2 separate regions of the Homo sapiens genome follow, and region 1 is linked to region 2. A link is an interaction called in ENCODE POLR2A ChIA-PET data of the cell type or tissue named here. Cell type or tissue: MCF 10A. All regions are shown on one strand. Each heading gives the region's core, and the rest is flanking DNA. Links, peaks and the distances in the headings are about the cores only. Region 1 holds the start of LOC105374837 (a long non-coding RNA gene). Region 2 has its middle 11 kb from the start of KCMF1.

The links. ChIA-PET counts read pairs that join two places held together with the same protein. Peaks named below come from ENCODE experiments on the same cell type or tissue, not always from the same donor. Only the 100,000 strongest peaks of a DNase experiment are listed, where the experiment ranks them.
Region 1: POLR2A ChIA-PET joins it to region 2 with 12 read pairs; 15 of 35 experiments call an interaction of 5 or more read pairs at or near these places.

The regions. Positions count from the first base shown.
Region 1 is chr2:84,882,934-84,895,333 of GRCh38, forward strand. LOC105374837 (a long non-coding RNA gene) reads left to right here and starts at 6,037. Exons shown (of 3, transcript XR_940309.3): 1 at 6,037-6,090; 2 at 6,553-6,637. RefSeq lists enhancers at 5,857-5,926, 5,937-6,036. In MCF 10A, for the core only: no CTCF peak of the experiment used is centred there; a DNase peak (open chromatin) is centred at 6,048.
Region 2 is chr2:84,953,611-84,966,010 of GRCh38, forward strand. No RefSeq gene overlaps it. Among named protein-coding and RNA genes, the nearest start is that of KCMF1, 11 kb to the right of the region's middle. RefSeq lists enhancers at 4,160-4,848, 4,849-5,539, 5,540-6,229, 6,230-6,919 and a silencer at 4,536-4,830. In MCF 10A, for the core only: no CTCF peak of the experiment used is centred there; DNase peaks (open chromatin) are centred at 4,881 and 5,761.

The DNA.
Region 1 (12,400 bases), core at 3,698-8,697, 70 kb before region 2:
GAATTGTCCTAAATATTAGGTTGGTGCAAAAGTAATTGTGGTTTTTGCAATATCAACAGATTTATAATCCAATTCTGTTGTAAACAGAAAACATACTCTGTATGATTTTGATTATTTTGAATTTATTGGGACTTGTTTTATGGCTCAGCATATGGTCAGATACTGAGTATGAAATATCATATCCATATCCAAAGTACCTAGATAATTTTGTTTGATTCTGACAGTTTTTAAATGAAGTGTTTTTTTTGTTGCTGTTGTTGCTTTGTTTCGTTTTGTTTTTTCTCTTAGCCAGACCCATCATCAAGTAGGATTTATTCTGTAAGACACTCAGTGTCCGAATATTCTATAGAATCACATCTACTCTACTTACATGTTTCCACAGACATTCCTAAGTTCACTATCATCCCACAGTGCTGACCCAGACCTGGTGACAGGCTGACATGGCCTGGTCCTCACTTGCCTTATACAGACATCTGGGTTGCAGGCCTTTCTGCCTTTCCCTTCCTGGTTAGGAAGGAGATGTTAAATGTACCCATGTCCTCCTCTCTGCTTATCTGCCGAGTTTCTGTATCAAGTTTAGCTCCTTAACTTCAGCTTTGTTACTGGATCATACCTCTGGCTGCCCATTGCCAGAGCCCTGAATTGCTTCTGAACCTTCCCTGGTCCTTTCTCTTTCCCCTTTCATGTATGGTTGATATCCTTGGCAACCCTCCCATATTAGTCCATTTTGTGCTGCTATAGAAGAATACCACAGACTGGGTCATTTATAAAGAACAGAAATGTATTTCCTTACAGTTCTGGAGGCTGGAAAATCTGAGATCAAGGTGCCTAGCATCTGGCAAGGGCCTCCTTACTGCATCATCCCACTGTGGAAGGTGAGAGCACAAGAGAGTGAGAAAGAGAGAAAAATCGAGATTGAGAGCTAAAGTCATCCTCAAGCCATTCATGAGGTCATGAGGGTAAAGCCCTCCCATGATGTCCCAGCTCCCAACACTGTTGCATTAGGGATTAAGTTTCCAACATATGCTTTTGGAGGACACCTTCAAAGTATAGCATCCGCTTAGGTCCATCTACTCTTAAGTGCTTCTTTTGTGCCCCTAGTAATGACTTTCTGAATTTACACAAACCTGTGAGGCTTGTCCCCTTCATAGCAGTACCTGAGAAAATTATACTGCTGATACCTTTTTGCTCTTTCCCCAAAATCAGATTTACCCTCAAAAATAAAGTTTTCAGAGTATGCAGAGGATTTGCTATGGCTTCAGCAACACTCTGTGCCTTCACCCTGCCTTTTTCTACCTGGCTTGGCTGACCTGCAGTCATCCACAGATTTCCAGAGGTGATCGGGACATCAGAGGTGTGGTGGCAGTTCCCCTTGATTCTGCCTCCTGATATTCACACTTATGTTTCATACCCTGTCCTTTATTGTAACCAGAACCTGAGACTTGCTTCTAACAATGAAATACGGCAAAGGTCATGGGCAGTGCTGTGATTACTTGTACATGACTACATAAACATGTACTGCTAGTCTTGCTAAAGTCTCTCTCTCCATTGCTATCTTTCCCAGCCTCCAGAACTGTAAGGAAATGCATTCTGTTACTTATAAATGACCCAGTCTGTGCTATTCTTCTATAGCAGCACAAAATGGACTAATATGGGAGAGTTGCCAAGAATATCAACCATACATGAAAGGGGAAAGAGAAAGGACTAGGGGAAGGTTCAGAAGCAGTGAAAATCTCTCTCTCCATTGCTAAGCAAGTTGCCATGAGACCTACAGAATTCATGAAGACATGAATTCTGCCAACAACCTAAGAGAGCTCAGGAGCAGATCCCTCTCCAGTTGAGCCTCCAATGAAAATCCAGTCCTAGCCAACAACACCCTGACTGTAGCCTTGTGAGACCCTAAGCAGAGGACTCAATTAAGCTCTGTCTACACTCCTGATCCAAAGCAACTGGGAAAATAAATGTGTGCTGTTTTAAGCCACCAGGTTTGTGGTAATTTGTTGCAGCAGCAATAGATAACTAATACACCAGGGGAAGTGGGATGCTAAGCACATTCCCAGGAGTTCCAGCATGGTGCTCGGCCAGCAGGCTGTGTCCGTCCTCAAGGTGAGCAGTTGAAGACCTAAGTTGATGGAGGTGTGGAAACACCTACTCCCTCCACTGCCAGGTGTGCAGGCTCCGTGCATTCTTGGAAAGGGGCTGAATGTTGCCACACTCCCTCGCCCACCCAGTGTTGGCACAAGAATTTCTAAGTAGGAAAGAGTGGCAAGTATGCCAAAGCTGCATTTGCTTTGCAGCACACTGCTTGTACCAGATTGTGAAAAAGAGAAAACATCCCTGGACAGCTGGGAACTGGTCTGGTTTTATCAGTCAGGCCTTGGTGTTGCTACAAGCTGGCCTGGCACTCACAGCTAAGCCATGGTGTTCTCCTGTTGAACATAAACAACTTCACAGAGCATCAACATCAGACAAGGCCACTCTGTGATGAATGAAGATGAAAGCAAAACCCCTCCATAATCACATCTCAACACAGACAAAACATGAACATTGGCCAAGTCACAAGAAAGGGTGTCCAGTCATCCGCCTCTTCTGACTAAGGAGTGATGGCTGCTCCTTTACCAAGGCCAGTTTTCACCTCCATTCATTTCTCCCACCTCATAGATGAGATACGTTAAGATTCTATTTGGGGATAAATTAAGATCCCCCAAAATTCATACATTAATCCCCTAACCCCTAGTGCTTCAGAATGTGACTGTATTTGAAGATAAAGTCTTTAAATCGATGATTAAGTTAAAATTAGGCTGTAAGGATGGGCCCTAATCCAATCTGACTGGTGTCCTTATAAAAAGAGGAAATTTGTGCCAAGTATGGTGGCTCATACCTGTAATCATAGCACTCTGGGAGGCCAAGGCAGAAAGATGGCTTGAGCCCAGGAGTTCGAGATCAGCTTGGGCAACAAAGGGAGACACTGTCTCTACAAAAAAAAAAAAAAAAAAAATTAGCCTGGCATGGTAGTGCATGAATGAGGTCCCAGCTACTCAGGAGGCTGAGGCTGGAGGATCCCTTGTGCCTGGGAGATCAAGACTGGAGTGAACCATGGTCTCCACTGTACTTCAGCCTGTGCAGCAGAGTGAGGCCCTGTCTCAAAAAAAAAAGAAGAGAACAGCACGGACTGCATACACAGAGGGGCAACCATGTGAGTAACACAGAAAGAAGGCAGTCATCTGCAAGCCAAGGAGCGAGGCCTCGGAGAAGAGACCTGCCAACACTTTGATCTCAGACTTGCAGCATCCAGAACTGTAAGAAAATAAACTTCTGGGCTGGGCACGGTGGCTCACACCTGTAATCCCAGCACTTTAGGAGCCCAAGGCAGGCAGATCACCTGAGGTCAGGAGTTGGAGACCAGCCTGGCCAAAATGGTGAAACCCCGTCTCTACTAAAAATACAAAAATTAGCCAGGTGTGGTGGCATGCACCTGTAATCTCAGCTACTCAGGAGGCTGAGGCAGGAGAATCACTTGAACCCAGCAGGCAGAGGTTATAGTGAGCCGAGATTGCACCACTGCACTCCAGCCTGGGCAACAGAGCAAGGCTCTGTCTCAAAAAAAGAAAAGAAATGTCTGTGTTTAAGCCACCCAGTCTGGGGTATTTTTTATGGCATCCCAAGCTGACTAATACTTGATAGCACCCAACCCAGAGCAAAGCCCCACTTCCTTGAACTCTCCCCCAAATCACCTGACAAGTCCAAATCCTATAACAAGCCCTCCTAACACCTTCTTCCTGATATGCCCTACAATTCCCCAAAATATGAGAAAATTTGGACACACAAAAGACACACATCAAGAGAATTCTCCCTCATCGCAAAGAGCAATAAATCCAACTAATGCAATTTCAAGTGTGTCCCTGGTGGTCTATGGCTGAAGGGCATTGATCATTGTATGTCTACTTAGAGTGACGTTGGCCAGCCCCCATGCCATCCTTGTGCTTCCACTGGTCTCCTGCCCCTCCCCGCCCTGCATATGTGTCACATGGTGACACTATGCTAGGTGAATGCTCACTTGCTCCTAGAAGCCGGGTGCAATGCTGGTGCCTGTACAAAGGAGTCCTGACAGAAAGAGCTTCATAATATGTCGAGATGAACTGGGGCCTCCCAGGAGGGCACAGGAAAAACAATGGGTGGTCACTGTTCAGCTAGCTTCAGGTTTTTGCCTCGCTATTTGGGAGACACCAGCAGAAGGAAAGAGCTGAATTGCTGGACATTGGAAGAAAAAGGGTTTTTTTTACCAGAGAGGGGCAGAAGGGTGAAGAAGCTAGAGGCAAGGAGACTGGAGACACCCATTAAGGGGAAAGACAGCAGAGATGTTGACAAGGGGGTTTTGTGATGGCTTACTGTTGAAAATTTTCAAGAAATTTCCAGTGATATTTAAATTACACACCATTCCTTTAGAGGTGGGTTTTAGATCTCTGACAGTTGGCATAAGGTTTCACTGTGGGCACAGAGAAGAGAGAAGGCCTTCCACAGGGGGCCCAGCAACACACGAGTGACAATGAGCTAAACATTTAGTTTTCACTATGAGTAAACAAGTAAACAAAACTAGGAATTTTTTCTAAAAGTGGCCTGAATGATCGGTGAGTTCTTACAAGGCAGGGGAGTGATTGTTCTATAAAACCTTTAAAAGCTCTAACTTGCAGCCAGGCACGGTGGCTCACGCCTGTAATCCCAGCACTTTGGGAGGCCGAGGTGGGTGGATCACCTGAGGTCAGGAGTTTGAGACAAGCCTGGCCAACATGGTGAAACCACATCTCTACTAAAAATACAAAAATTAGCCGGGCATATTGGCTCATGCCGGGTAGTCCCAGCTACCCGGGAGGCTGAGGCGGGAGAATTGCTTGAACCCAGGAGGCAGAGGTTGTGGTAAGCCAAGATCATGCCATTGCACTCCAGCCTGGGTGATGGAGTGAGACTCTGTCCCAAAAAAAAAAAAGCTCTAACTTGCTATCCAATGCATACCCTGCATCTTTTCTAGAAACTGCTTCATTCATTTATGCAACACCCTTATCGAATACCTGAACAGTTCAGTGCCAAGTGAGGGTTTATACAGATGACTGTGGCTGGGTGCAGTGGCTCCCGCCTATAATTCCAATGCTTTGGGAGGCCGAGGCGGGCAGATCCCCTGAGGTCAGTAGTTCGAGACCAGCCTGGCCAACATGGTGAAACCCCGTCTCCACTAAAATTACAAAAATTGGCAGGGCGTGGTGGCATATGCCTGCAGTCCCAGCTACTCAGGAGGCTGAGGCAGGAGAATCGCTTGAACCCAGGAGGCAGAGGTTTCAGTGAGCCGAGATCACGCCACTGTACTCCAGCCTGGGCAACAGAGTGAGACTCTATCTCAAAAAAAAAAAAAAAAAAAAGTGACTGTGACAGGCATGACTCCTGGCCCCACGGAGCTTTCTATCAAGAGCTGTTATTGCTGGTTGCACATTAGAATCATCTGGAGAGCTTTTACAATGACCAAAACCTGGGCCTCACCCTGATTAACTAACTCAGCATTTCTGGGGGGGTGTGGCCCCAGCATCAGCATCCTTAAAGCTGCCCTGGCATTTCTAATATGCAGCCAAGATTGAGAGACAGAAATTTCACAAAAAGGAAATTACAGGATGGTAGTGTGGGTGGTGTGATGAGGGTCCATGACAGCCCATGACCCCACCGTCATTCTAGGGAGAGTTTCTACAGGAATGTCAACTAAACAGAAACCTCAGATCTGAGTAAGAGTTAACCAGAAAGCAGCATTCCAGTGAGAAAGAACAGCAGAGACAAAGGCCTTGAGGCATGAGAGAGAGTTGGCTGTGTTCATGGAATTCAGTCTTGTTGCACATAGATCAAGGCAGGTAAGGGTAAGCCAGAGAGATAGCAGGAGCTGGAAGTGAAGGGCCCCAGAGCTGAGATGAGGAGTTTGGCCCATATCTTGAAGACGTGGCAGAGCCATCAAAGTGTTTTAAGCAGGGGAATTGTGTAATCATACATACACTTTAGAGAGATCACTCAGACAGCAGCACGGAAGGGAAGCTGGAGAAAGTGAAAGCAGAAGTGGTAAGACAGTGAGGGGACATGAGAGGGACCTGCACCAGGCTCTGGCAGGGGTCAAAGAGAAGTGCTATCATAAAAGTAAAATCCACCGCACTTGGAGGTTAATTGGATGTAGGCAAGAGGGAGAACAAGAAACTTCCCGGAATTAGCACCCAGAAAGGGCCTCTAGACCACACCCTCTGGCCTCAACTCCACAGCCACAGTGCTGGTGGTGATGGAGGGTGAATACTCATAAGACCCCCAGTTTCATCAGCGTTTCAGTGGTCCTTCAGGCAACAAGAGAAGCAGGGGGAAAGGGAGTCTATCTCTCACTTCCTCCAAGATTAGGAACATCAGCTTCTTCTAGATCCCCCAGACTCTTTTACCCCAGCCTCCCCCTGAAGTCTCTTGAACTCCCACTGTCCTCTAGTCTTGCCTGCCTTTAGTAGAGTATCACCATCTCACGCAGTTTCCTTTTGTCCTGAGCACTGTGAAAAGGACTTGGGCCCCGGAAGCAGACAGAACTGGAGTCACATCTTGTCTGTGCCACTTACTAGCTGTGTGATCTTAGGTAAGTCACATAACATCTCTGAACTTTATCTTCTTCATCTGCAAAATGGGAATCAGAATATTTGTCTTGCAGGGATGTTGTAAAGACAATAACTAATGTAATATATAAAGAGCCAAGCAGAATATATGAAAACTGACAAAACATAATACACATAATGTAGAAAGCTCCTAATTTTTAAAAAAGAGAAAGAAAAAGGGTTATCAGGCTATTTGGGAAATCGGCAGAGATCATAAAAAGACAAAAAAAAAAAAGAGAGAGAGGAGTAAGAGGAGAAAGAAAAGGAGGGAAAGAAGAAAATGAGAGAGGGAAAGGAGAAATATAATAGTGCATGAAGAAATGAAAAAATACTCACTAGCTAATGAAATAAAAGCAAATTAATGTGGGAGATGGATAACGATGATAGCCTGACAATGTGAATGTACTTAATAGCACTGAACTGAACACTTAAAAATGATTAAAATGGTAAATTTTATGTTATGTATATTTTACCACAATTTTTTTAAATAAAATAATGTTTAAAAGCAAATTAAAACAGGTACATTTCCACCTCTCAAACTGGCAAAAATAGAAGCATGGCAATATGCAATAGGAAAGTAAAAGCATTTTGTTTTGTTTCAGTTTTATTTTGTTGTTGTTGTTGTTGTTGTTTGAGATCAAGTCTCACTCTGTTGCCCAGACTGGAGTTCAGTGGCGCGATCTCGGCTCACTGCAACCTCCCCCTCCCAGGTTCAAGTGATCTTGTGCCTCAGCCTCCAGGGTAGCTGGGACTACAGGCATGAGCCAATATGCCCGGCTAATTTTTGTATTTTTAGTAGAGATGTGGTTTCACCATGTTGGCCAGGCTTGTCTCAAACTCCTGACCTCAGGTGATCCACCCACCTCGGCCTCCCAAAGTGCTGGGATTACAGGCGTGAGCCACCGCACCCAGCTGTGAAAGCTTTTTGTAAGGCAGTTAGCACCTAGAAATTCCAGGAAAGGAATCTGTTCTTGGGAAATATTGACTCAATACACACGCGCATACAGACCGCAGTTAGGGAATCAGTGAGCTGGTCACTGAAACATTAAAACAATGAAACAATCCTTAGAATTTGAAAGTTACAAATGCGGTAGATCTGCAGACTCTAGAATGAGAAGACAGCAAATTAATGACTTATCTGGGGAGGGAGTGAGATGGGTGTGGGGTGGGGGAGGGAAGGAAAGAGGGTCTTTCTGCTTCTACTCTGTACGCTTCTGTATTTCTGATTTTTTTTTTTTTTTTTTTAAATAACAAGTACAAGCCAGGCACAGTGGCTTACGCCTGTAATCCCAGCTCTTTGGGAGGCCGAGGTGGGCAGATCACCTGAGGTCAGGACTTGGAGACCAGGCTGGCCAATATGGCAAAACCCCGTCTCTACTAAAAATACAAAAATTAGCCAGACATGGTTTCAGGCGCCTGTAATCCCAGCTACTCGGAAGGCTAGTCAGGAGAATCGCTGGAACCCAGGAGGCAGAGGCTGCAGTGAGCCGAGATCTCGCCACTGCACTCCAGCCGGGGCCACAGAGCAAGACTCTGCCATCTCAAAAATACATACATACATATGTACATACATACATACATAAAATAACAAGCACATCTTTGATAATCTCTTAAATTTTAATGATTTTTTTAAAACTGGCTACTTCTTGAGCATGTATTATGTGGCCACTCCAATTGAGAGTGTGCCTTATACTTCAAAACATAACAATCTACTGATTCTTCCTAATGCCTGAAGAACTTCCCACAGCGTGGCTTGTTTGCCATTTTTCATGATCATAAATAATGCTGCAGGGAATAGGGCAGTGAAGAAAATGAATGTTGCAGAAAACCTCAGGATTACCATTCTTGTTAGTCCAACTCGTTCATTAGTAACAGTGGCCTCAAGAGCTGAGCCCCCATGCCTGGCCAGTCTTTCCAAGAGATGCAACATGCTAACAGCAACCCCTGCCCTGATCTGGCTGGCTGACTGCCGTGACCTCCACTTGGCCCCCGAGGCCCCATCAGCTATCGGAATACTGTCCTGGCATCTGGCAACTGGTCATTTTATGACCTGGGTAAAGGAAGTGTGGGGTGTTCTTTCCTTCTTCCTTCTTTCTTGCCAGAGATCTGTTGTTTCCTGGGTAGGAAGTTCCTTTTGCCACATGAATGGCGATCAATACGGGGCCTGGCCTCACAGACTAATCTTAGTGGCCTTAGCTGAGGAAGACTGTCTGCCCAGGTCCCCTCCCCCTGCAGACCATAGGGCGCCGTGGCCATGGGAGCGTCAAAGATCTGCTTTCCTTCTTGTGATGGCCCCTGTAGAACTTCCTCATGGGCCAGAATCCCGGCTTAAAAGGGAGCCTCTCTCCAAAAGTGCATGAACACGCTTATTCCAAGGAAAGGTCTTTCTCTACTAAGAAAAATACGCTTTACAGCCTCCCAGAAATGAGGACAGCAATAATATTATTTTTTCCAGTTGGTGCTTGTATACATATATATACCGTTTTATTAAAATACGTTTTGGGCTTGAGACTTTATAGTTTTCATAAAATAACTGCCATGAACACGCCAGTCACCCAGTATCTCCACATAACAGGAGCCACCCTGTGTGCAGCCCTTGATCAGGGAAGCTTAGCACAGGGAGGTTAAGTTACTTGGCCAAGGTTGTACATCTAGTAGGTGTTGGATTCAAACTCACAAAGTCTACCTTTAGAGTCCAAACTTTCACCCATTTCCCTGTACTGCCACCTCTCACTACCAGCTAGCATTTTCTTTAAGAAGGAGATGTATTACATATATGAGGAAGAAGATATATATATTACTATATCCTCTTTTATATATAATATATATTATATTATATATATAAATATATATATAATTATATATAGATATATATAATTATATATAGATATATATATTCTATATTCTATATATATATAATATATAATATATAAATTATATATAGAATATATATTATATATAATATATTATATATATTATATATAATATATATATTATATATATTATATATAATATATATATTATATATATTATATATAATTTATATATATTATATATAGAATATATATTATATATAGAATATAGAATATATATAATATATATAGAATACAGAATATATATAGAATATAGAATATATATAGAATATATATTCATATATAGAATATATACATATATAGAATATATATTCATATATATGAATATATATTCTATATAGAATTTGAAATATATTCTACATAGAATATATATAATATATTAATATAATATATAGACAGTATATAATATAATATACAGACAGTATATAATATACAGACAGTATATAATATATAATATTATATATAATATTATATATAATATTATATAATATATTATATTATATATATTATATAATATATTATATTATATATAATATATGTAATATTATATATTATATTATACATAATATATTATATATAATATATTATATATAATATTATATATATTATATATAATATATATAATAATAATATTATAATATATAATATATAATAGTACAGTATATATTATATATATAATTCTATATATAATATATAGAATTCTATCTATTTATAATATATATAGAATTCTATATATAATATATAATATACAGAATTCTATATATATTATATATAGAAGTCTATATATTATATATTATATATTATATTCTATATATATTATAAATATATAGAATTCTATATATTTTATATTTATATTCTATGTTTAAATATAGAATATATAGATATATATAGATTTTATATATAGAACTCTATATAGATTATATATAGAACTCTATATATAGATATTATATATAGATATAAATACATATAGGATTCTATATATAATATCTATATATAAAATCTATATATAGAGCTCTATATATAATCTATATAGAGCTCTATATATAAAATCTATATAGAGTTCTATATATAATATATAGCAAGTTCTATATATAATATATATACAGTTCTATATATATTATATAGAGAGAGCATTCTCTATATATAATATATATAGAGTTCTATATAGAGAGCTCTATATATATTATATAGAGAGTGCTCTCTCTATATAATATATATATTATAATATTATATATATTATATATATTATATATTATATTATATATAATATATATAATATAATATATAATATATATAATAAATATAATATAATATATATTATATATATTATATATAATATATATAATATATATTATATATAATATATAATATATATTATATATATATTATATATATTATATATATTATAATATTATATATATTATATATAATATATAATAATATAATATAAATATTATAATATAAGAAGAAGACAAAAGAGTACAATGAACCCATATATAAATATCACCCAGCTTTTGAAGGATATAGTAACAGCTCCAGGACTAGAATTCCGTGGAACACAGTTTGGGAATCACCGTCCTAGGTCAATGTAAATGGCTCCTCCAGCATTTGATCAGAACACGGTAAGGGCCATCCAGGTAGTACCCAGGAGAAATCAGACCAGGTGCACAGAGGAAGCAGAGACAGTATACAGGGAGAGCAGAAGGGTCAGGAAAGCAGGCAAGGGAGAAACTCAGAGCTCCCGGGGGCGGCTGGCAGCAGTCTGGTTGCAGCCCTAGGGCATTCTTAGCCTAAGTCCCCTGGTGTGGACACTGCAAGGGACTACTCAGGTTCCCCTTCAAGAAAGGACTTGTCGAACCAGCTGGCTAGGAATGTTGCCAGCAGGTAGCCTCCAGGTGTCATTCTCTGTAGCACTGCCTTGGCTACAGAGAGCCACCTCGCCCTTACAGTCTCAGCCCATCTCAGCCCATCTGCTTCAGCGCATTAGCTTCAGAGGTCCCCTGCGGTGTTGGGGGTACTGAGGGTGTCATTAAGCCTACATTGTCTAGGTTGACTTCTCCTTCTCCCCAATCCCACTTCCTTCTTCTGCTTCAATAGGAGTGAATTCAAGGGAACTCCTTAATAAATATCCTGCACATTAAACCTGTCTGATTTTGCTTCCAGGGAAACCTAAACTGACATGCCCTTTTTGCTTAAGGGATCCCAAGTGAGTCTTTGTTCCTTGCAATCTAAAGAGGATAATTAACACAGTCACCCAGCCAGTCACCATATTGGGGCTGGGATCACTTTTACACTGTACTTCCTTTACAGAAAACATACAGACATTGGGACTAGAGAAAGAAAAAACACATGGGAGAGATTTTTAAATTGTATGCAGTATATCAGGGAAAGAGGTCAAAATGTACACACTAAGACCAATACTTAGGAAGAAAGAAAAACGCAGCTTGCTTTTTGTCTGGCAGTGCTTGGGTGCCCACACTGGCAGATGGGTAGTAAGTGAGCCGATTAAAGGAAACTCAGTCTCTTCCTGTTTGAAGCAGTCTGCTAAGGCTTCACTCAGTCTCCCCGCAGAAATGCTTGGTCTTGAGTGATTCCTTCTCTCTCTCCTCCCCAGAAAGGTTCAAGGCTCAGGGGCTTCCTTGCTTCATGGCTGTCAGGAAGAAGAGGTTCTCCTGGCGCTTATCCTCTCCATCCTTGCTGCATCTGCCGCCAAATCCTCTGCTGCTGACACATCTCAGGGTCTGTTTTCTTGGCAGAGTCATGGAGGTGGGGGGCTCTTGATGAGTCAGACTTCCCCTTGACCTTCCTAACCTGGAAAATTCCCCAAGATCTAACTGCTACTTTCCCTAAATTCCTGGCTTGGACGGCCTTCCC
Region 2 (12,400 bases), core at 2,690-7,689:
AAGAGAGAGTATGTGCTTCATTTTGGCACATCCTAATTATCAGTAATGCTTATATAGACTTACTCTGGGCCAGATACTACGCTAAGTGCTTTCCATGAGTGAATGAACTCTATTGTGTGAGATGAGCCACTATTTATACTTCTGGACCCGTGATCCCTGATGTCTGCCCATTTGAGTTCTGAGAGTTGGCCTCAGCACTAGGATGGTGGCAGCAGTGGTGCAGAGAGAGAGAGCACAGGTACTCGGTTCAAAAAACTCAAGAAAACTCAGAACACTGATAGAAAATAGTCTGGGACAGTATCCAAAAACAGAAGAACAAGTTGAAGCTCAAAATCAGGAATTAGGTTGCAGACTGGGATTGGTAAAGAAATTGGAGTTGGGGGTGGGTTCCCAAAAAGGGACAATGTCAACACCCCATGCTACAACACCGAATCCCAATAAAACATAGTAGCTATAATCCAGGTCTACATCAAAAGTTCTTGGGAATGTACATGAAATCATACTGGGGCCAAGATATGTGGAGTGAGGCACAGATCTGGCCATGCAGTGCAGGGATGATGCCAGTGTTGATTTCTAAGCCTGTGTTTTCCCTGAGTTCTGATGGATCAGTGCCTAGGAGAACAAAGGCAGGATCAAATGCTCCAGGTACTCAGAGTCAAAAATCCAATCTACAGGGCAAGCAATGAAGACAGCAAGACAGGACCGCAAGACGAAAACTAAAGGCCAAGCCCAGGGATGGGTGATGATTTCCAAGAAAACATGTAAGCTCACTGACTGTCCCTGGCCACTGGCTCCCTGGTGCCAGATTATAAAGCGAAGTTATGGGAAACAGCAACATGAACTCAGGGATCAGCCCAGGACAAACAGCTGAGTCTGCTTTCAACCTGCCCCCTGGAATGAAGTGAGCTATGGACTACATAACAGGATGCGATGAGACGACAGGACAGCAGAAAGCTAAAGGCAAGCCTAGTAGACTCTATCCAAAGTGTCCATCTGGGTTGGACACAGTGGCTCATGCTTGCAATCCCAGCACTTCGGAAGGCCAAGGCAGGCAGATTGCTGGAGCCCAGGAGTTCAAGATCAGCCTCGGCAACATAGTGAGACTTCGTCTCTACAAAAAAAAAAAAAAAATTGGGGCCAGGCGCAGTGGCTGACGCCTGTAATCCCAGCACTTTGGGAGGCCGAGGCGGGTGGATCACAAGGTCAGGAGTTCAAGACCAGCCTGGACAATATGGTGAAACCCCATCTCTGCTAAAAATACAAAAATTAGCCAGGCATGGTGGCAGGCATCTGTAGTCCCAGCTACTTGGGAGGCTGAGGCAGAGAAATTGCTTGAACCCAGGAGGTGGAGGTTGTAGTGAGCCAAGATCACGCCACTGCACTCTAGCCTAGCCGATAGAGCAAGACCCCGTCTCAAAAAAAAAAAAAAAAGTAATCAGCTGGGTGTGGTGATGTGTGCCTGTAGTCCCAACTATTCCTGTGGCTGAGGTGGGAGGATTGTTTGAGCCCAGGAGTCTGGGGCTGCAGTGAGCCATGATCATGCCACTGCACTCCAGCCTGGGTGACAGAAAGAGACACTATTTCAAAAAACACAACACAAAAAAAACAAAAAAGTTTGGCCGCAATGGCTTTTTAGAGACACCACATCTAAAAAAAAACAAGAAAAAGAAGGGCAGGGCATGGTGGTTGACACCTGTAATCCTAGCACTTTGGGAGGCTGAGTCTGGAGGATCATTCTGAGGTCAGGAGTTCTAGACCAGCCTGGCCAACATGGTGAAACCCTGTCTCTACTAAAAATACAAAAATTAGCTGGGTGTGGTGGCACCCATCTGTAATCCCAGCTACTCGGGAGGCTGAGGCATGAGAATTGCTTGAACCTGGGAGGCAGAGCTTGCGGTGAATCAAGATTGGGCCACTGAACTCCAGTGTGGGCGACACAGCGAGACTCTGTCTCAAAAAAAAAAAAGAAAAGAAAAGAAACAACTGGCCACAGAGTAGAGAAAGAACAGAATGGGAGAAAGACGAGAGGCTTGGGGACCAGTTAGGAGACAACTACAAGTTGAGAGTAAAGTGATAAAGGCCTAAATCAGAAGTTGACAAACTTTTTCTGTAGGGCCAGAAAGATGTTGGGTAACTCTCCCAGGGTCACCCTGATGGTATGTGGTTGACAAACTTTTTCTGTGGTAAATATTTTAGTCTTTGCATGCCATAAGGTCTCTGTATCAATTTTTTAACTATGCTATTGTAGCACAAAAGTAGCCATGGATAAGAAGTAACAGGCTGGGTGAGGTGGCTCACACCTGTAATCCCAGCACTTTGGGAGGCCAAGGCGAGTGGATCACCGGAGGTCAGGAGTTCGAGACCAGCCTGACCAACATGGAGAAACCCAGTCTCTACTAAAAATACAAAATTAGGGCTGGGCGCGGTGGCTCACACCTGTAATCCCAGCACTTTGGGAGGCTGAGGTGGGCAGATCACCTGAGGTCAGGAGTTTGAGACCAGCCTGGACAATATGGTGAAACCCTGTCTCTACTAAAAATACCAAAATAAGCTGGGCATGGTGGCATGCGCTTGTAGTTCCAGCTACTCAGGAGGCTGAGGCAGAAGAATTGCTTGAACCCAGGAGGCAGAGGTTGTGGTGAGCCGAGATCGTGCCATTGCACTCCAGCCTGGGCAACAAGAGCGAAACTCCATTGCAAAAAAAGAAAAAAAAAAAAAAAAGAAAAATTAGCTAGGCCTGGTGGTGCATGCCTATAATCCCAGCTACTCAGGAGGCTGAGGCAGAAGAATTGCTTGAACCCGGGAGGTGGAGGTTGCAGTAAGCTGAGACGGCACCCCTGCAATCCAGCCTGGATGACAGAGACTCTGTTTAAAAAAAAAAAAAAGTAACAAATAGGCATGACTGTGTTCCCTGTGTTCCAATAAAACTTTATTTACAAAAATGGTGGCGGGGGGCCAGATTTGGCCCATGGCCTGGTTTGCCTACCCCAGACCTAAAGTAATAATACAATAGTCAACATTTGTTGAGAACTGTGACATACCAGGCACTTTATTACTGATTCTCACTGCAACCTTGAGGGGAAGTATTATTGGCTCCCTTCTAAAGAAACTGAGGCTGAGAGATGTTGGGTAACTTTCCCAGGGTCACCCTGATGGTATGTGGCAAAGCTGGGATTCAACTCAGGTCTTACTCCAGAGTTCATGATTAGTCTATGCCACCTGCCGGAGCAGTCAAGAGGAAGGGAGAGGGGAATATATGACTATCAGGTCTCAGTTCCTGGGAGAATTCACTCACTCACTCACTCACTCACTCACTCACTCACTCACTCATTCATTCATCCATTCAACAAATGCTATTTGCAAAGTACTTGGGATTCAAAGACAAATAAGATATGATTGCTGTCCTCGAGTAGCTCAGAATCTACTTTTTTTTTTTTGAGACAGGGTCTTGCTCTGTCATCCAGGCTGTTGTGCGGTGACACAATCATGGCTCACTGCAGCCTCGACCTCCTGGGCTCAAGTGGTCCTCCCGCCTTAGCCTACCAAGTAGCTGCGACTACAGACATGCAGCACCACACCAGGTTAATTTTTTTGTATTTTTTTTTTTGTAGAGATGGGGTTTCGCCATGTTGCCCAGGCTGGTCTCGAAGTCCTGGCTCAAGTGATCCACCCGCCTTGGCTTCCCAAAGTGCTGGGATTACAGGCGTGTGTCACCATGCCTGGCCAAGTCTAGCATTTAAACCTTTAACTGAATGTAAGGGATGAAGAAAAGGGAATGTGATTTATTTTTTATTTTTATTTTTTGAGACGGAGTCTCGCTCTGTCGCCCAGGCTGGAGTGCAGTGGCGCGATCATGGCTCACTGCGAGCTCCGCCTCCTGGGTTCATGCCAATCTCCAGGCTCAGCCAGTAGCTGGGACTACAGGCACCCACCACCCCGCCCGGCTAATTTTTTTTTTTTTTTTTTTTTTGTATTTTTAGTAGAGACGGGGTTTCAGCATGTTAGCCGGGATGGTCTCGATCTCCTGACCTTGTGATCCGCCCGCCTCGGCCTCCCAAAGTGTTGGGATTACAGGCATGAGCCACCGCGCCCGGCTGGGAATGTGATTTATTAATAAGATCAATGAATTAAAACATTGAAGTTGCTCTCATCCCTGCTTCCTTCCTTCCTCTAAGCATCCAGAGAGCCCTCTGATCCTTTGGGATCACAGACATGGGATATTTTTACTCTCCAGCATGAACACATAGGTGGATTTACTGTGAAACTACTGAAGCTTACACTTCAGGGTCCCTGGCTTCCTCAAACAGGGCTTCCAAGCCCTATATCTAATTTTGCACTTCTTTCTTAAGAGTTGCCTGTACCAAATATATAAGCCTCAGGGCCCCAAACCTGGATCCAGCCTGAGTGAATGTTTTTTTAGAGCCAGGTCTGATAGAAGCCTGTTTTTAAGGAATTACCAGGAACTGAGCATGCTGTTTTTGGCCCTCAGGGGTTTCTCTCAGAACTAAGAATTTGGGGGCTGTCCTCAGTCACAGGTGCAGCCTGAAGTCTGTTCCCGCCATGTTCACTCTCCTCTATTTACCATCACCTGCCCCTGCTGCGTCTTCCTTTAAAATACAGCCCTGGGCCCTAAGCTTTGTGCTGATTCAAGCTCTTTGGAATTCAAGACATCCAGGAATCCGACGCTCCAAGAATTTTCCCAACGACCTCTCAGTGGGCCATTCAGGCAGGAAAGGATACACACATTCCTAATGGGGCCAGGGGCTGTGACTTAGCCTGTGTGTGGCTGAGAGCCTGCTGAATACAAGGTGCTGGCAGTTGGCAGGGCTTCCCAGGGTGGGGACTTCTTGCTGAGCTCATCAGCAGGCCCAGCTCTGTACCCATTTGTCCAGGGAAAAACCAACCCCTAATGGAACTGTTTGTTTTATACTCTCTCATCGAAGTCATAAATGACTCACAACTAGAATGTTATTAACGTGAGAACAGAGGCCTACCTGGCAGAATAATTGGTTTTGGTCATTTGCTCAGAGTGCCAGGCAAATCCACAAAGCATATCAAATTACAGGTTAGAAACCTGATGAATAAACAAGAATAATACTGTGAGTTCTCAAGGGTACGTCCTGTACCTGTTTTGCCCACTGTCATATCTCCGGCAAGACACAGTGAATACAGCCCCTGACACATTGGAGGTAATCTATAAAGAGTTACTAAATGATTAAAGAAAAGGGATGAGCTGTTCTTAGTGGAAACACCCATTTCTCCTAAGATGAATTCGCATTCTTTTGGACCAGTTCTTTCTAAATTAACAGCACTACCCAGTGGTATCAGAGCATCTATACCTTTGGATATTACAACAACTCTATAAATTCTAATTGCTTCTTCTTTTTTTTTTTTTTTTTTGAGACAAGAGTTTTGCTTTTTCACCCAGGCTGGAATGAAGTGGCGCGATCTTGGCTCACTGCAACCTCCACCCCACCGGGTTCAGGCGATTCTCCTGCCTCAGTCTCCTGAATAGCTGGGATTATAGGCGTCCGCCACCACGCTGGCTAATTTTTGTATTTTCAGTAGAGACGGTGAAGCCATGTTGGCTAGGCTGGTCTCGAACTCCTGACCTCAGGTGATCCACCCACCTCAGCCTCCCAAAGAGCTAGGATTACAGGCGTGAGCCACCGTGCCCAGCTGAGACGCTATAATTTCTAACCTATGGCTTCCCCTTTTCTGGATTCCATGCAGTCCACACACAAGCATTCTATGACTCATTACCTCCTGAGCATCCAGCTTCTTAACTGTTACATTCTAGGGATCTTTTCCACAGTATGTTTCTAACTCCTTGATGGTTTTTGGGGGAGACCTGGGTGACACACTTGGAACAGACCTGCTCCAGGGGCTTGTTACTTTGTGTGCATCCCGCTCCCTTCACTTTCAGGTGACCTCATTTTCTAATCTTCCTTAGAGCAACCAATCCCCCATACACTGTCTCCTTCTTCAGAGAATCTTTCTATGTGGATTTGTGCTTTTTAAATTGGCATATGAGTTTTAGGCACAGTTGGACCAGGAAATGCCTTCCTGAGGAATTCAGCAGCTTCTAGAGATAAAATGTGATAGAGCAAATTATGAGTCTGGGAATCAGGACATCTGGGTTCCAGTTTTGTACACATCATTCATTTCACAAATAAGCACCCAAAGCCCACTATGATAGCCAACTGCAGGGCTGTGCTACAAGTATGTAAACAAAGACACCTACTCCTGCCCAAGGGCAGCCCAGTGGGGGAAGTGAAAGGATTAAATTGCAATAATAGAGAATTGTAAAAGGAATTGGGAGCACTTAGTGAGGTGGTTCTACAACTTTATTGCACCATCAGGATCCCCACGGGTGTTCTTTCAAATGCCAATCTTTGAGCCCCATCCTTCAGAGATCCTGATCCGGTTGATCTAGGAATGCTCAGGGACATTGAATGTTTATTCTGAGCACCTTCCCTCCTCCCTCCACTCCCCTCCTGGTGATTCCACTGGAAGTGGCCCCAACCCACACTCTTTCCTTCAAGAAAAGGTTCACAAAGGCAGGGGTCTGGAGCTGATTTTTTTTTTTTTTTTTTTTCCCAAGAGACAAGGTGTTGCTCTGTCACCCAGGCTGGAGAGCAGTGGTGCAATCATAGCTCACTGCAGCCTCAACCTCCCGGACTCAAGTGGTCCTCCCATCTCAGCTTCCCAAGTAGGAACTACAGGCATGTGCCACCACGTCCAGCCCTTACAGCACATCCAGCTCTTACAGCTGATTTTTAAAGGAGGAAGGAGTACAAACTTATGAGGCACAGAGGCAAAAAATGGCATGATTTTACCCTACGCTCTAAGAAAATGAAGGCCATGAGGCATGAATACCACAGCTTCCTGACCTACCCAAATGGACACCTTTATCTCCACTGGCAATTTTTCTTTTTTGACAGAGTCTCACTCTGTCTCTCAGGCTGGAGTGCAGTGGCACGATCTCGGCTCACTGCAACCTCCACCTCCCGGGTTCAAGCGATTCTCCTGCCTCAGCCTCCTGAGTAGATGGGACTACAGGCGCGAGCCACCATGCCCAGCTAATTTTTGTATTTTTAGTAGAGATGGGGTTTCACCATCTTGGCCAGGCTGGTCTTGAAATCCTGACCTCCTGACCTCCTGATCTACGCGCCTCGGCCTCCCAAAGTGCTGGGATTACAGGTGCGAGCCACCGTCACTGGCCAATTTTTGTATTTTCTTAGTAGAGACAGGGTTTCACCATACTGGCCAGGCTGGTCTTGAACTCCTGACCTCGTGATACACCTACCTTGGGCTCTCAAAGTGCTAGGATTACAGGCATGAGCCACCGCACCCGGCCCATTGGCAACCTTCCTATAGCACCAGCAGAGGAAGAGGCATCCTGCTCCTGGTGGAAGCTAAATTTATCTGGGCTCCTTCTCCCCTCCATCTCCCACCCTCACCACCCCCACCTCCCTGCTCCACACACACATACACCCTTCAGTTCTCTGCTGCCTCTCCTGGATCCTTCCCCTAAACCTCTAAACACACTAGACTCTCCTATTCCTAAAACCAAAAACACTTCCCTTCACTCTGGGGCCTCCACTTACCATCTTTTAATTTCTCATTTATTTCTCTGACAAGCTTTTTTTTTTTTTTTTTTTTTTTTTTTTTTTGAGACGGAGTCTCACTCTGTTGAGTGGTGGCACAGTCTTGGCTCACTGCAACCTCCAGCTCCTGGGCTCAAGTGACCCTCCTGCCTCAGCCTCCCAAGTAGCTGGGATTACAGGAGTGTGCCATGACGCCCAGCTAATTTTTGTTATTTTTAGTAGAGACAGGGTTTCACATGTTGGCCAGGCTGGTCTTCAACTCCTGACCTCAAGTGATCCACCTGCCTCAGCCTCCCAAAGTGCTGGGATTACAGGTGTGAGCCACCATGCCCGGCCTCTGCCAAGCTTCTTTAAATACAAAAGAAAGAAAAAAGAAACAAAAGGGCTATGAAACCAGTGTATATGTTCATTACAGAAAATTTCAAAACTAAAAGGAAAAAAAGTCCTTCATACCTTATCATAAGCTCTCAAAACATCAATCAGAACTGCTTCAATTAGTTTTGTCACCAGAATGTAAACACCTCCAGGATGGGGACATAGTTTTCTTTTTCATGATTGTGTCCTCAGTGGACCCAGAAGACTCAATAAATATGTATTTATTGGGGACTACTAGATGGAAGAGAGAGGGAGTGAGTCAAGGGCTGAAAACCTACCTTCTGGGTACAATGCTTAGTGCCTGAGTGATATAATCATTCACACCCCAAACCTCAGCATCATGCTATATACCATATAACAAACCTGGGTAACATAAAAAAAAATACATCATCCATATTATACCCCCATAACCATATTGACTCTGATAGCCATCCAATCTTTACATGTTTTATTAAAAATAAAAAATGAGGACAGGTGCCATGGCTCACGCCTGTAATCCCAGCACTTCGGGAGGCTGAGGTGGGAGGATCATTTGATGCCAGGAATTTGAGACCAGCATGAGCAACATAGCAAGACCTCAACTCTAAAAAAAAAAAAAAAACTTAAAATTAGCTGGGCCTGGTGGTACATGCCTGTAGGCTCAGCTACTCAGGAGAGTGAGGGTGGGAGGATCGCTTGAACCTGGGAGGTCGAGGCTGCAGTGAGCCATGATCATGCCACTGTACTCCAGCCTGGATGACAGAGCAAGACCCAGTCTCAAAAAAACAAAAACAATAATGACATCAGGCTGTACATACATAATTTAGAAAAGAATGTTTTGTAACCTGCTTTTTTCACTAAAAACACATCATATTTCTAGTTCATTACCCATTTTTAGTTGCTGCTTTTGGTTTGGATAGACAATAATTTATAGGTTTTCAATTTTAAATATTAAAAAGAACACTGTGATAAACATTCTTGTGTCTAAAATCTTTGCATCTATCAGTAATTACTTAAATAGACTGAGTTGAGCTGGGATTACTATGGCAAAGAATGGGCAAAAATCTATTGCTCTTGAAACCTACCATAAAATCCCATTTGGAATGCTTGTAACAAGTCATATTCCTTTCTTGACATCCTCATTATCAAGTATTATTAAAAGTATTTTTCTGCCAATTTAAGAGGTGAAATGGTGTCTCCTTTTAATTTGGATTTGATTCCTAGTGGTTGAGTTTGTTTCACATTCTTATTTCAGCTCATCTTCTAGAAGTCATCTATAGCTACTGTCAGTTTCTAGGCTTCCAAGGACACCCTTCAGCCTACTGCAATGCAGCTTCTTACCCTACTCCTCCATGGACAGATGACATCCATTTCTGAAATCCAGGGGCCACACTTCAATCTATCTCATGAGGTATCTCTGCTTGGTGGACACCGATGTTCTCCCTTCCTGAAGACTCTGCTTCTCTGACTTCTGTGAGCATAGCCTCTTCTGGTCACTCGTTCTCTGGCATAGACTTCTTCTCTGTGGGCTGGCAGCGAACAGTGGGGCCTTCAGCATCATTATTGCTCAGGTCAGTACAAAGGACCACATAAGGGAGTATGATAGTGAGGAGCCAAGATCACTCCACATCTCGAGAAGAGATGATAGCAGCCTGGAATGGTTTGGTGGCCATGGGAATAAAGAGAAAGGGACTGATTTGACAGATGTTTAATGGGTAAACATCACAGGATTTGGCAATTGGCTATGGAAGATAAATGGGAGGAAGGAGTCTAGGATGACTGTTGTGTTTCATCTTGTTGGGGGGTGACTTGACTAGGCTGATGACTTTGCTCAATCCAATAGGGGATACAAAAACAGCAAAGACATGAAAGAGAAGATGATGATAGTGGTATCCCAGAAAATGAGAGGGTAACCAACAGCACCAAAAGTCAGGCAATCAGATAAACCAGTTTCTAAGCTGAGGAAGGGGAGTGACAATTCTTTCAAGAAGATTGTCCACAGAGAGAAACAATAGGGTAATAACCAGGAGTGCAGGGTTGAAGGGGCGTTTTTTGGCTGAGGGCAACGGACCAGTAGAGGCTGAGCAGCTGAAAGTACAGGTGCCAAGGGGGTGGCTGAAGGAGTAAGATCCCATTGATGGGATGAAGTGGGATCATAACAGATGACAGGTTGAACAGAAAGGCTATCTCCATGCATGAGGCAGCAGGATGCAGATGTACACACTCCCTTGGAGGCTCACAGTGGGAAGTGAAAGTTCCTGCATTTTGAACTTTCCTCCCTCTGTGAATTAGGAGGTGAGGTTATCTATTAGGCACGTGGGTGAGTAAGCAGTTGGAACCAAGTGGTGAATGTTTATAGAAGAGGGTTCTGACCAAAGACAAAGATTGCTCAATGGCACTGAGGTCCAACCGCAGTTGAATGCCCTAGATTCATAACAGCCACAATCTGTACACTTCTATCATTTTTAGTTGTTATATTCTACACCCCAAGCAGATACACACAGGGATAAACTGAGTCAGGCAATTCAGGCTTGGAAGCTTGCAAAGCTGGTAGAGTTTGAGGATGAGGGGTTTAAGGAGCTGAGGGCATGAATGAGAAGTCTGAGTTGACCACAGGGCACCAGTTGCATAAGGTAGAGAATGGGGTTAAAAAGGGAAAAACAAAAGAAAAAACCGGCTGGGCGTGGTGGCTTACACCTGTAATCCCAGCATTTTGAGAGGCCGAGGCGGATGGATCACTTGAGGTGGGGAGTTCAAGACCAGCCTGGCCAACATGGTGAAACCCTGCCTCTACTAAAAACATAAAAATTAGCCGGGCGTGGTGGCAGGCGCCTGTATTCCCAGCTACTCGGGAGGCTGAAGCAGGAGAATCACTTGAACCCAGGAGGCGGAGGTTGCAGTGAGCTGAGATCAGGCCACTGCACTCCAGCCTGGGCAACAGAGTAAGACTCTGTCTCAGAAAAACAAACAAAAACCATAACAGCAAGTGCAAACATCAAGGATTAGGCCAGGCGTGGTGGCTCATACCTATTAATTCCAGCACTTTGGGAGGCTGAGGTGGAAGAATCACTTAAAGCCAGGAGTTCAAGACTGGCCTAGGTAACAAAGCGAGACCCTTGTCTCTACAAAAAATAAGAAAATTAGCTGGGTGCAGTGGTGCACGCCTGTAGTCCCAGCTACTCAGTGTCCACTGATAAATAAAGATGATTGCTCGAGCCCAGGAGTTCAAGGTTGCAGTGAACCATGATCGCACCACTGCACTCCAGCCTGGGTGACACAGCAAGACGCTGGACATTAAAAGAAAAAAAAAAAAGGTTTAGTGGTAGAGAGTAAGAAAACTGAAAAATAGGAAGTTACAATAAGACAGATTATTAGAGTTTCGAGCATGGTCACAAGAGAGGAATGGGTGGTTGAAGTGGAAGTGCACACAGATTTGAAAAAAATCAAGGCCTTGTAAGGCCAATTGTAAGGCCATACTTGAAAACATTCAGGGTGGCAGAATTTGGGATGAAGACTGCAAAGCAGAATTGAGGCCTCAGTGACTCCTGCATAGTGACTGTGAGATTGATAGATAACAGAGAACTGGTGAAGTAACCAGATGGCATTTGGGCCTTCTGACCCTTTCCAGACTTCATGGAAGTGGCAGAAAACTGTAGCCAACATCAGGGCCTCAAATTGTGGTTCCACCAGTGACTAGCTACATGGCCTTGGGCAAGTCAATTTAACCTCTCTGTGCCTCACTTGCCTTATCAGTAACATGAAGACATAATAGTATCCTCAAGTAAAGTGCTTACAATAAGGCCAGCCACATGTACCAGAGCACTAAATGTCAGCATCATGACCATTTCTCATTTGAACAATGAGGGCTTTGTTAACAGTCTCTAAGGCACAGATTCTTAAATATTTTGGTCTCAGAATCTTTTTACATTCTTAAAAATTGTCGAAGACGCCAAAGAACCTTTTTTTTTCTTTGAGACAGAGTCTCGCTCTGTTGCCCAGACTGGAGTGCAGTGGTGCGACCTCGGCTCACTGCCTTCCAGCGAACCGCCTTCCAGGTTCAAGCAATTCTCCTGTCTCCTGAGTAGCGGGGATTACAGGTGTGTGCCACCACACCCGGCTAATTATTTTTTGCATATTTTGTAGAGATGGGGATACACCATGTTGATCAGGCTGGTCTTGAACTCCTGCACGTGATCTGCCCGCCTTGGCCTCCCAAAGTGCTGGGATTACAGGCATGAGCTACTGTGCCCAGCCCTAAGAACTTTAAAAAAAAGTATTATATCTGTCAATATTTTTCATATTAGAAAACTGAGAAAATATTTTTAAAATACATAGTCGGCTGGGCGTGGTGGCTCACGCCTGTAATCCTGGCACTCTGGGAAGCAAAGGCGGGTCAGGAGTTTGAGATCAGCCTGGCTAACACAGCAAAACCCCAT